Regions from separate parts of the Homo sapiens genome. Here region 2 is linked to region 1. The links are chromatin loops, found by intact Hi-C in ENCODE. Cell type or tissue: OCI-LY7. All regions are shown on one strand. Each heading gives the region's core, and the rest is flanking DNA. Links, peaks and the distances in the headings are about the cores only.

The links. Hi-C counts contacts between places; a loop is a spot of excess contacts. Peaks named below come from ENCODE experiments on the same cell type or tissue, not always from the same donor. Only the 100,000 strongest peaks of a DNase experiment are listed, where the experiment ranks them.
Region 2: a loop joins it to region 1, with 2.1 times the contacts of the local background. A loop is called at or near these places in 2 of 110 quality-filtered maps.

What each region holds. Positions count from the first base shown.
Region 1 is chr7:43,051,760-43,057,146 of GRCh38, reverse strand. No RefSeq gene overlaps it. Among named protein-coding and RNA genes, the nearest start is that of HECW1, 58 kb to the left of the region's middle. In OCI-LY7, for the core only: no CTCF peak of the experiment used is centred there; DNase peaks (open chromatin) are centred at 1,926 and 2,246; H3K4me3 peaks cover 1,903 bases; H3K27ac peaks cover 3,679 bases.
Region 2 is chr7:43,105,683-43,111,069 of GRCh38, reverse strand. No RefSeq gene overlaps it. Among named protein-coding and RNA genes, the nearest start is that of HECW1, 4.3 kb to the left of the region's middle. RefSeq lists an enhancer at 2,669-3,183. In OCI-LY7, for the core only: CTCF peaks have their summits at 2,269 and 2,470; a DNase peak (open chromatin) is centred at 2,489; H3K4me3 peaks cover 294 bases; H3K27ac peaks cover 1,456 bases.

The sequences.
Region 1 (5,387 bases), core at 288-5,287:
CATTGCTGGTAACTTCTGACCCAGGGATACTAACAGCAAAACCAAATGGTAATGGATTGAAGAGCAAAACCAATGGATCTACTGAATGTAGATTTTGTTTAGTTCGGTCAAAACCTTGAGTAAGATTTTAATAGGAAACCAATAAGAAAGAATGGAATTCCGGCACATGAACAAAGACAGGCATAAAGGCATAGGAAGGGCTTTTTCATCTTTTCATTTTTTAAAGTGAAGTTTTATGTCATGTACTCAATGTGAATGTAATATTCTTTCTCTTTTGAAAATAATTGTTTTTTAAACTTTGTCTTTAATTGTGGAATGAAGGGTAATAGTACAGGAAAAGAATTAGAGCCCCTGAAGTTAATCCTTCATTGCCAGTCACTTATTTGGCTAACCCTGACCTTAGGGGGCACAGTTATGAATTATTTTAGCATGGCATAGAGAAACAACATTTTGCAGTAAAGAAATGCTTGAATCATTAACATTTAATATAAATAAGTGCACATTCTACATAGTCCTTTTTGCTTTCGAGAGCATTTGGGGTTAGGCTGCACTCGTGAGCTATAGTCCATCTTTGTCCAAATAGCAATAAAGAGGATAAAAAAGAAAAATGGGATGAAGCATTAACTCCCTTCCCCTGGCCACCTGTTCTAAACCCTTCTGGAAGCAGCAAAGGACAGAAGGAGTTATCAAAGTATCAGGCTTTGTAAATTGCTAGCAAAGACAGTTCACAACATCATCTCACCAGAAGAGCTCCAGCATCTTCCCATCCTAGGTTTTCTGCAGTGAAGCAGCAACCACCAGGGGAAGCATCTGGAGCATGGCTGTGGGGTACACAGCAGGTCTGCGTTTTTCAAGGCTTGCTCCACTGTTTTTATTTATTTATTTATTTTAAACAGGGTCTCACTCTGTCACCCAGGCTGGAGTGCAGTGGCATGTTCTGGGCTCACTGCAACCTCCACCTCCCAGGATCAAGTGATTCTCATGCCTCAGCCTCCTGAGTAGCTGGGAACACAGGCTTGCACCACCATGCTCAGCTAATGTTTGTATTTTTATTAGGTTGGTGCAAAAGCAATTGCATTTTTTTGCCATTACTTTAATGGCAAAAAAAACGCAATTGCTTTTGCACCAACCTAATAGTGGAGACAGGGTTTTGCCATGCTGGCCAGGCTGGTCTTGAACTCCTGGCCTCAAGCGATCTGCCCACCCCGGCCTCCCAAAGTGCTGGGATTACAGGCATGAGCCACCGCGCCCAGCCCATTGTTTTTATTTATAACCCTAAGACTATCCCTCAAACCCTTCCCAAGCTCTGCCACTATCCTATTTAGAATCTCTTTATTTCTGTGTGGCTTTCTTAATGAGGCTAGAATCTGTAACGAAGACATTTGTGAGGGAAACAGGCAGAGCTTAAATATTATGGAGACTTTCCATCATTTGAATGCATTCTAGCCATATCTTTAATTACTTGTAAATATAATTGGGAGTTATTTTTTTCCCCTGATTCTGTCAGTCAGCCATATAGCTCCTATTTATCTTGTTAACCAAGATGCTTAAAACTTTTCGGGTATGGCTGGGCGCGGTGGCTCATGCCTGTAATCCCAGCACTTTGGGAGGCCAAGGTGGGTGGATCACCTGAGTTCAGGAGTTCGTGACCAGCCTGGCAAACATGGTGAAACCCTGTCTCTACTGAAAATACAAAAATTAGCCGGGTGTGGTGGCATGCGCCTGTAGTCCCAGCTACTTGGGAGGCTGAGGCAGGAGAATCACTTGAACCCGGGAGGTGGAGGTTGCAGTGAGCCGAGATTGCGCCATTGCACTCCAGCCTGGTGACAGAGCAAGACTCTATCTCAAACAACAATAACAAAAAGAAAACCAACCAACCAAAAACAAAAAAAGCGTTTTGAGTATGTATGGCATAGACCTTCTTCCTGTTTTTAAAGCTTCTTAATACATACAGGTGTAGCTTTCATGAGTATATATACATTTCGCTACAAATGACTATTGGTTTTATTCTAACACAATAGATTGCCTTTTAAAAGACGCCTACCTTTTCATTTCCTTACAGTCTTTCCTCATTTTTCAGACCCAGAATCTCCACAAAATGCCTTACTCTACTATTCAGTGGGAAAGTAGTAATGTTTAACCCTTATGAAACATCTCTCGGTCAGGTTTCAGTCCCAGTGATACCAGAACCAGGGAGCGAAGGTGGTTACAACTGAGTGATGTAATTCCCTAGAGACATGGGTTTCCTTTGTCTCAAGCCTGGCAGCCTAATTAATATGCTGAAAACACCTTAACTCTAACTGGGCTTGAGACATTTGCAGAAGATGACTTTCAGCTGCCTGCAGGAGCGGCCAAAGGAGCCTGGGCCTTGCTTTTTACCAATCTTAACATCATCTCTCAGTCTGCAGACCAGCTTTCCATTTTACCACATTGTTGACATCCTCCTTCAAGAGCTTCACTTCACAAAAAAATGTGGTGCTCTCTTTTGTCTTCTTAGTCTCATGAAGCATTGGGATAAAAGCCTGAAAGCTTTGCATCTAAAGAGTTAAAATAATTTGCATGGCAGAATCTCAAATCTCGCTGCTTCTCCCTGCCAAAGAGGGAGAAAAAAAGAAAGCAATAAGGAGGAAGGGAAAGCGGGAACATCACTATTAGAAAATCAATCAGTTCCTGGAAAATAATCCTCTTAAATCCTTTCCTAAAGGTGGGGAGAGCCCTCTTATCAGGGTTTTCAGTGAAATCTATAGCAAGGTCTGGCAACTCTGTCATGGTTGATAGTCTGCATTTAGTCCTATTTATCTGGATTTCAGGATCATCCTATGGAAATGATCCACGAGTACAATTATAGGAGTACTTAGTAATTTTATCCTTTTACTCATTAATATTAATTAGTGCTTGGAGGGGAAAGAGGACAGGGAACAGCTTCTCATATCCAAACTAATTAACTTCGTCTAGCTTGTATGAAAGTGAGAAAGCACTTTATTAAAAACCATAAGGTAAGCTCTCAAGGGACTTTTATTTTCTGCTTAGGCTAAACTATGATAACATTTGGCTCTTAGTGAGCTCCCTAAAATTGCCAGAAAGAATAAAAAAAATTGTGGCCAGGAGATTAAAGACTCCTGCATGGTTTCCAAGACACCCACTGTATTGGTGGTAACGTACGTTTGATGTTTTTATGCTATTCTGGAAAATGAAGGGTAGTTTCCAAGCCACCTATTTAGGACATAATAATGCTAGAAATGAAAAGGAAGATTAAGGCAATGGTAGTCATTGTTACTTCTTTTTAGTAATATATGTTGATACGTCATCTATTGACACTGAAGCGGTGAGTTAAAATCCTTTTTAATCTAATGCCTAAAAAATGTATTCGTCTCCCAGTTAGAATTGGGAACATTTTAAATTATTTATTTATTTTTTGAGACTGAGTCTCACTCTGTCACCCAGGCTGGAGTGCAGTGGTACAATCTCAGCTCACTGCAACTTCTGCCTCCCAGGTTCAAGCGATTCTCCTGCCTCAGCCTCCCTAGTAGCTGGGATTACAGTTGCGGGCTACCATGCCCGGCTAATTTTGTATTTTTAGTAGAGACGGAGTTTCACCATGTTGGCCAGGCTGGTCTCAAACTCCTGACCTCAGGTGATCCACCCACCTCGTCCTCCCAAAGTGCTGAGATTACAGGCATGAGCCACCACACCTGGCTGGAACATTTTTTTAAACCAAAGATTTCATTAGACATATATTCCCCCTGCTGAATCCCACATTCTTTGACTTTTTTCCAGTTTTTCTTTTTTTTTTTTTTTTGAGACAGGGCCTCATCTGTCACCCAGGCTGAAGTGCAGTGGTGCAATCATGGGCTCACTGCAGCCTCGACTTCCCAGGCTCCAGTGATTCTCCCACCTCAGCCTCCCAAGTATCTGGGACCACAGGCATGCACCACCATTAGCCTGGCTAATTTTTTTTTTTTTTTTTTTAAGATGGAGTTTCCCTCTTGTTGCCTAGGCTGGAATGCAATGGTGCGATCTTGGCTCACTGCAACCTCTGCCTCCTGAGTTCAAGTGATGCTCCTGCCTCAGCCTCCTGAGTAGCTGGGATTACAGGCATGTGCCATCATGCCTGGCTAATTTTTTGTATTTTTAGTAGAGATGGGGTTTCACCATGTTGGCCAGGCTGGTTGCAAACTCCTGACCTCAGGTGGTCCACCCACCTTGGCCTCCCAAAGTGCTGGGATTACAGGTGTGAGCCACCACACCTGGCCATGCCTGGCTAATTTTTGCATTTTGGGTAGAGATGGGGTTTCACCATGTATCCCAGGCTGGTCTCGAACTCCTGAGCTCAAGTGATACACCTGTCTTGGCCTTCCAAAGTGCTGGCATTACAGGCATGAACCACTGTGTCTGCCCAATTTTTAATTTTTGTGCGTACATAGTAGGTGTATATATTTATGGGGTATGTGTTAGGCCATTCTTGCATTGCTATAAAGGAATACCTGAGACTGGCTAATTTATAAAGAAAAAATATTCAATTGGCTCATGCTTCTGCAGGCTAACAGGAAGCATAGCACCAACATCTGCTTCTGGTAGGGCCTTAGGTAGCTTACAATCATGGTGGAAGGCCAAGGGGAAACAAGTATTTCACATGGCAGGAGTGGGAACGAGAGAGAGTTGTGGAGATAGGACACACTTTAAACAACCAAATCTCCCGAGAACTCACTCACTCAGTACTTTGAGGACAGCACCAAGCCATCAGGGATCCACCCTCATGACCCAGACACATCCCACCAGGGACCACCTCCAACACTGGGGATTATATTCCAACATGAGATTTGGGCAGGGACATATATCCAAACTATATCGGGGTACATGAGATATTTTGATACAGGTGTACAATGCATAATAATCACATCAGGGTAAATGGGGTATTTATCTACCTCAAGCATTTATCCTTTCTTTGTATTACAAACAATGCAATTATACTCTTTCAGTTATTTTTAAATGTATAATAAATTATTGTAGACTATAGTCACTCTGTTGTACTATCAAATACTATATCTTATTCATCTATTTATATTTTTGTGCCCATTAACCATCCTCCCTTCACCCCACTACACTCTCCAGCCTTTGATAACCATCATTCTACTCTCTATCTCCATGAGTTCAATTGTTTTAATTTTTAGCTCCTACAAATGAGTAAGGACATATGAAGTTTGTCTTTCTGTACCTGGCTTATTTTACTTAACATAATGACCTTCAGTTCCATCCACGTTATTGCAAATGACAAGTTCTCATTGTTTTCTATGGCTGAATAGTGCTCCATTGTGTGTATGTAACACATTTTCGTTATCCACTCATCTGTTGATGGACACTTAGGTTGCTTCCAAATCTTGGATATT
Region 2 (5,387 bases), core at 172-5,171, 54 kb before region 1:
TCTCTGTTCTATCCATCATGGAGATGACTTGACAAGTCCACATCTCTCATAGAGGTTATTGATGTAGCAATCCTTGTGGTGTGCTTTATCCTCCCCTGAGGAGTTGCTTTTTTTATACTGAAGACAAAAGATATTAAAATAGCAGTACACAAAGTTTCACATCCTGAGTAGATAAAGAAGCCTTGTAGAGCAGCTTCTACATGTCAGGTGCAATGGCAGCATATACAGACTCCTGTGTATTGTCCCCTTTTATTTTTATTATTTTTATTTTTTGTGAGGGGTCTCACTCCAATGCCCAGGGTGGAGTATAGTGGTGCAATCTCCATTCACTGCAACCTCCGCCTCCCAGGCTCAAGCAACTCTCCCCCCTCAGCCTCCCGAGTACCTGGGAGTACAGGTGTGTGCCACCATGCCTGGCTAATTTGTTTTTTGTATTTTTAGTGGAGATGGGGTTTTGCCAAGTTGCCCAGGCTGGTCTTGAACTCCTGAGCTCAAGCAATCCTCCTGCCTCAGCCCCCCAAAGTGCTAGGATTACAGACGTGAACCACCATGCCTGGCCTGTTTTGTTTGTTATTCCTAACAGTCCCCCTGTAGTCTGGGTAGCATGATCCTATTTTACAGAAGAAAGCAAAAAGGCTATGTTAGTTCTGTAATTTCCTTAAGTCTTGTTTCAAGCAGAAGACCTTGAATCTGGAGTTTACAGATGTCAGCTGCCCTAACCTTAAAGAGAAGAGTATTTGGTGGAGAAAGGAAAAGACATGGCATGAATCTTAAAGCCATCCTAGTAGTCATATTTATTAAGTTTCTAATGTACTCAAAATACTGTTATAAATAATAAGTCACAGTCCCAGTGCGTCCCTCCTAATACTAACCTTATATAATGGCGTAAAGTGAATGTTGAAGGTTTTGAGATGCATATACAAACACCTGTATTATCATAATGCCCATGCAACCGAATCTTCCACCTTTTGTAACTCGAGGCCCAGGAGGACCCAGGGAGGGGGTGACATGCCTGCTCACCTGCTCATCTCAGGCCACATGCAGATAAAGATTAGCAAACAGAGCACCATTCACAAATGGTCCCTACAATGCTGAGAAAACGATAACTTGAACCAATCCGGGGCTTTATCTTTGGGGATAGGCCTTCAACATAATGTCGGAAGTGAACGCACTATAACTAGGGGAGGAAAAAGACCGAGCTGTTGAAGCTATCTCACATAGTCTCTGCACAGGAGCAAATTGTAGCCAATAATACAAGATTGTCATTTGGACTTTCCTAATGACTAATGATGGTGAGCATCTACTTTTGTGCTTCTCTTCCATCCGTCTATCATTTGTAGTAAAGTGCTCAAAATTTTTGCTCATTTTTAAGTGGGTTGTTTGCTTTTATATTGTTCATTTTTGAGAGTTCTTTCTGTATTCTAGATACAATGTCTTTGTCAGATAAGTTTTCTGAATATTTCCTCCCCATGTGTGGCTTGTCTTTTCATTCTCTTAGTAGTTTCTGTCACAGAGTAAATGTCTTTAAAGTTGATGGAGTTCAATGTATCAACTTTTTCTTTCAGAGATCATGCTTTTGGTATATCTAAGAACTCTTTTGACTAACCAAGGTTACAAAGAGTTGTGTTTTGCTGATAAGTTTCAAGATTTTACATTTTACACTTAAGTATTTGGTTCATTTTGAATTCTTATTATTTTTTAGGTGTGAGCTATGGATGGTGACTTTTTTATTTGTTGGCTTGTTTTTGCACATGGGATGTCCAATTCTTCTAGCACCACTTATTGAAAAGATCCTTTCTTGATTGAATCGCTTTCGCAACTTTTCAATAATCGCTTGGTTAGATTTGTAGGGGTCTCTTTCTATATTCTCTGTTTTGTGCCTCTGATCTGTCTTTCTATTGTTTTACAAATAGTACACTATTTTGTAGATGTATACTGCCTTAAAATCAGGTAGTGTGAACCCTCCAATTCTGTCCTTTTTAAACATTATTTTGGCTATTTTCATTTCTTTGCCTTTTTATATGAATTTAGAAATGGTTGTCAATATCTACAAAAAAATTCCCACTGGGATTTTGATTGCAGTTGTGTTAAATTTATAGATGAATATCAGAAGAACTGACATTTTAACAATCTTCCAATTTCTGAATACCTTTCAACCCACAAACTTAGCATTTCTCTGCATTTGTTTAGGTTTCCTTTGATTTATTTCATCAGTAGTTGAAGTTTTCAGTATGCAAATTCTACACAGATTCTAAGAGTTTCCATGTAGATTCTAAGAGTTTCATTTTTTTGGTACTATTGTAAAAGGTATTGATTTTAATTTTGAATTTCACTTTGTATTAAAGTGTACCTGGGATTTGTTTTAATTAAGTATGCACATGCAGACATACAGACATGGAAATGCTTCTCATGAAGGGAGAAGTTTATACTCACAGAACCCTAGAAACAGGAGGCATGGCATACCGCGCAGGGCCACAGGGGGAGCTCCTGGGTCAATCAGGAGGCAGAAGCCTGGGAGAGCATGGCTCAGAGCCTCTATTTTGTATGCTGTGGTACGGAATGGCCAGGCAGGGCAGGCCAGTTTGAGCAAGTCTAGGATTTGATAGTTCCAATAATTTCAGTGGCTGTGGGCTACAGAGGTAGTCTCTAGTTGTCCTGTACTTGTCCCTGGGGAGACTTAGGGCAAGGGAAATTGGTTTGCTATGTGAGTTGGACAAAGGAGGTGGTTGTGGGCATGGACTCTGGATTGGTTGGTTTACATATGAATGGTGGGCTCTCAGACAAGTTGTTTGCCATCTCTAGGAATTAGCTAGCCCTGGGAGGGGCAGTTTCTTCCAAGCCTGCAAAGTCCCTAAGATGTCAAGGCACCACAAAATATGGAAAATAAAAAAACATAAAAACTCATTCACTGGTAGAATAGAAAAAAAATAATTAGTGTGTGTGTGTGTGTGTGTGTGTATTTTTTACGTATCCTGTGACCTTGCTGAACTCATTTATTCATTCTAGTAGCTTTTGTATAGATTTCTTGGAATTTTCAATGTAGATAATTATGTTGTCTGTGAATAGAGGATGTTTTATTCTTGCTTTCCAATCTGTATGCCTGTTGTTTCTTTTTTCTACCTTCTTTCACCAGCTATGCTTTCTATTTATTGCACGTATTTTTTATTTTATTAATTAAAAAATTTATTAATGAGCTTTTACTTTATGATAGGCAGTGTAAATATCAATCACACTAAACTTGTGGTCAAGTTAAACATGTAAGTACAATATGATACAGGTGCTGAGAGAGGGACATGTTATCAGTGTGAGAGGAGCAACCACTCTAATATGGCTAGGGAGGCTAGAAACGCCTCTATTAATAGAGCTTTGAATGAAGAACAGAAGTTTGTTGGGTGACCAAAAGACATCCGAAGAAGAAAGAAAAGCATACATGAAAAAGCAGAAGACAGAAAGAACAGAATGTACTTGGGAATGTACTTGGTGAAGAGTTCAATTTGACTGGAGCAAAGAGAGTGGTGTCAGAGAGAAGACTGGAAGCAAAGGTTTGAGACATACGTGATAGGCCAAACATGCCCTGCTCCAGCTGTTAGAATTCATTTGGCAAGTAATGGAGAACCCTAAAGATTTTTAAAGCCAGGAACGGAAACAACGAGATTTGTCATTTAAATATATAGCAAAAGCCATGTGTGGTGGCATGTACCTGTAGTTCTAGCTACTTGAGAGGCTGAGGTAGAAGGATCACTTGAGCCCAGGAGTTCAAGTCCAGCCTGGGCAACATCATGAGACCTTGTCTCTATTTTTTTTTAATTAAACATAAATAAATGAAAAACATATTGTGAAGCAAAATATACAGTGTATAAATTTTACAAATTATTATTTGTAATACTTTTAGATTATTAATATATGTTGATCAAAAATTAAAATTAAAAATTCAAAAAAGAGAGAGATGTTGATAACAAGTGTCAGATGAGGATGGCAGCTGGCTAATTTGCCCTCACCCACCTTTCCATCAAAATACTTATTAAAAAGCACGAGACTAAGAAAAGTGACACACAAGTATGAACTATGAATGCTTATCAACAATTTATCATATGCCAGAAAGTTTCTCACTAACCTAATCAAAGTGTGTTTAGGCATTAAAACACAGCCAGACCAAAAAAAAGAAAGAAATTAGAAACAAATGCCTTTAGAAAGGTGAAGCCTTCATTTAGGAACAGCAATAGAGGGTGATAATAAGAGTACAGACACAAGGCAAATCACCTGGGTTTGAAACTTCGATCAATTATTTACTTCTTTGTACTCTTCTGCAATTTATTTAAATTCAATTTCCTCATCTATAAAACTACTTATGAATATTTTTACCTTAAAAATTGTTGGCTGGGCGCAGTGGCTCACACCTGTAATCCCAGCACTTTGGGAGGCTGAGGCGGGCAGATCACGAGGTCAGGAGATCAAGACCATCCTGGCTAACACGGTGAAACCCCGTCTCTACTAAAAAATACAAAAAATTAGCTGGGCATGGTGGCAGGCGCCTGTAGTCCCAGCTACTGGGGAGGCTGAGGCAGGAGAATAGCGTGAACCCAGGAGGCAGAACTTGCAGTGAGCTGAGATCGTGCCACTGCACTCCGGCCTGGGCGACAGAACAAGACTCCATCTCAAAAAAAAAAAAAAAATTGTTGAGAGTCAAGTGAGATAACAAATGTAAAGTTTATAACGTTGTGATTAATACGTGGTAGCCTTCAGTATTCCTTAGCTCATTCCATCAGTAATGTTCTTTTCAAGTCCATTTGGAGATTTCAACAGGCTGTAATGTATATGACTAAGTTTAAAAGTGTTTTGAGGAAAGTGAGATATTGCAAATTTTTTTAAGTTTTACTCAAAAAATTTTTAAACCAAATTACACAAAAGTAAAGTGGGCAAAAGTTACTAAAAAACTTTGATGGATGATTTAAAATTTGCAATGAATGCATGAAAAATTCTTAAATAGCCCTATGACCCAATTAAGTGCAAATTAAATTGAGATACCTTTTTCCTCATTTTAGGACTTGTATTTCTCCTGGTAGGAAAGTAAATCATTCCAACATATCTGAAGTGTAATTTGCATTTATGTCAAGGATCTTTACACAGCTCCTGTGATTAAATGTAATGCATCAGTTAGTTATTGCTGCCTAACAAACCATCCCAAAACTTAGTTAACAACCATGTACTATTTCTCCTGAGTCTATAAATCCACTATAAATTGCTGATCTAGTCCAGACTAAGCTGATCTCAGCTGGGCTCCTTTGTGTGGGCAGTTGGCAGGTTTCCTAGGAGCTGGCTCATCTAGGACAACTTCATCTGGGACAACTTGGCTCTGTTCCATATGGTCACTCATCCTGTAATAGGCT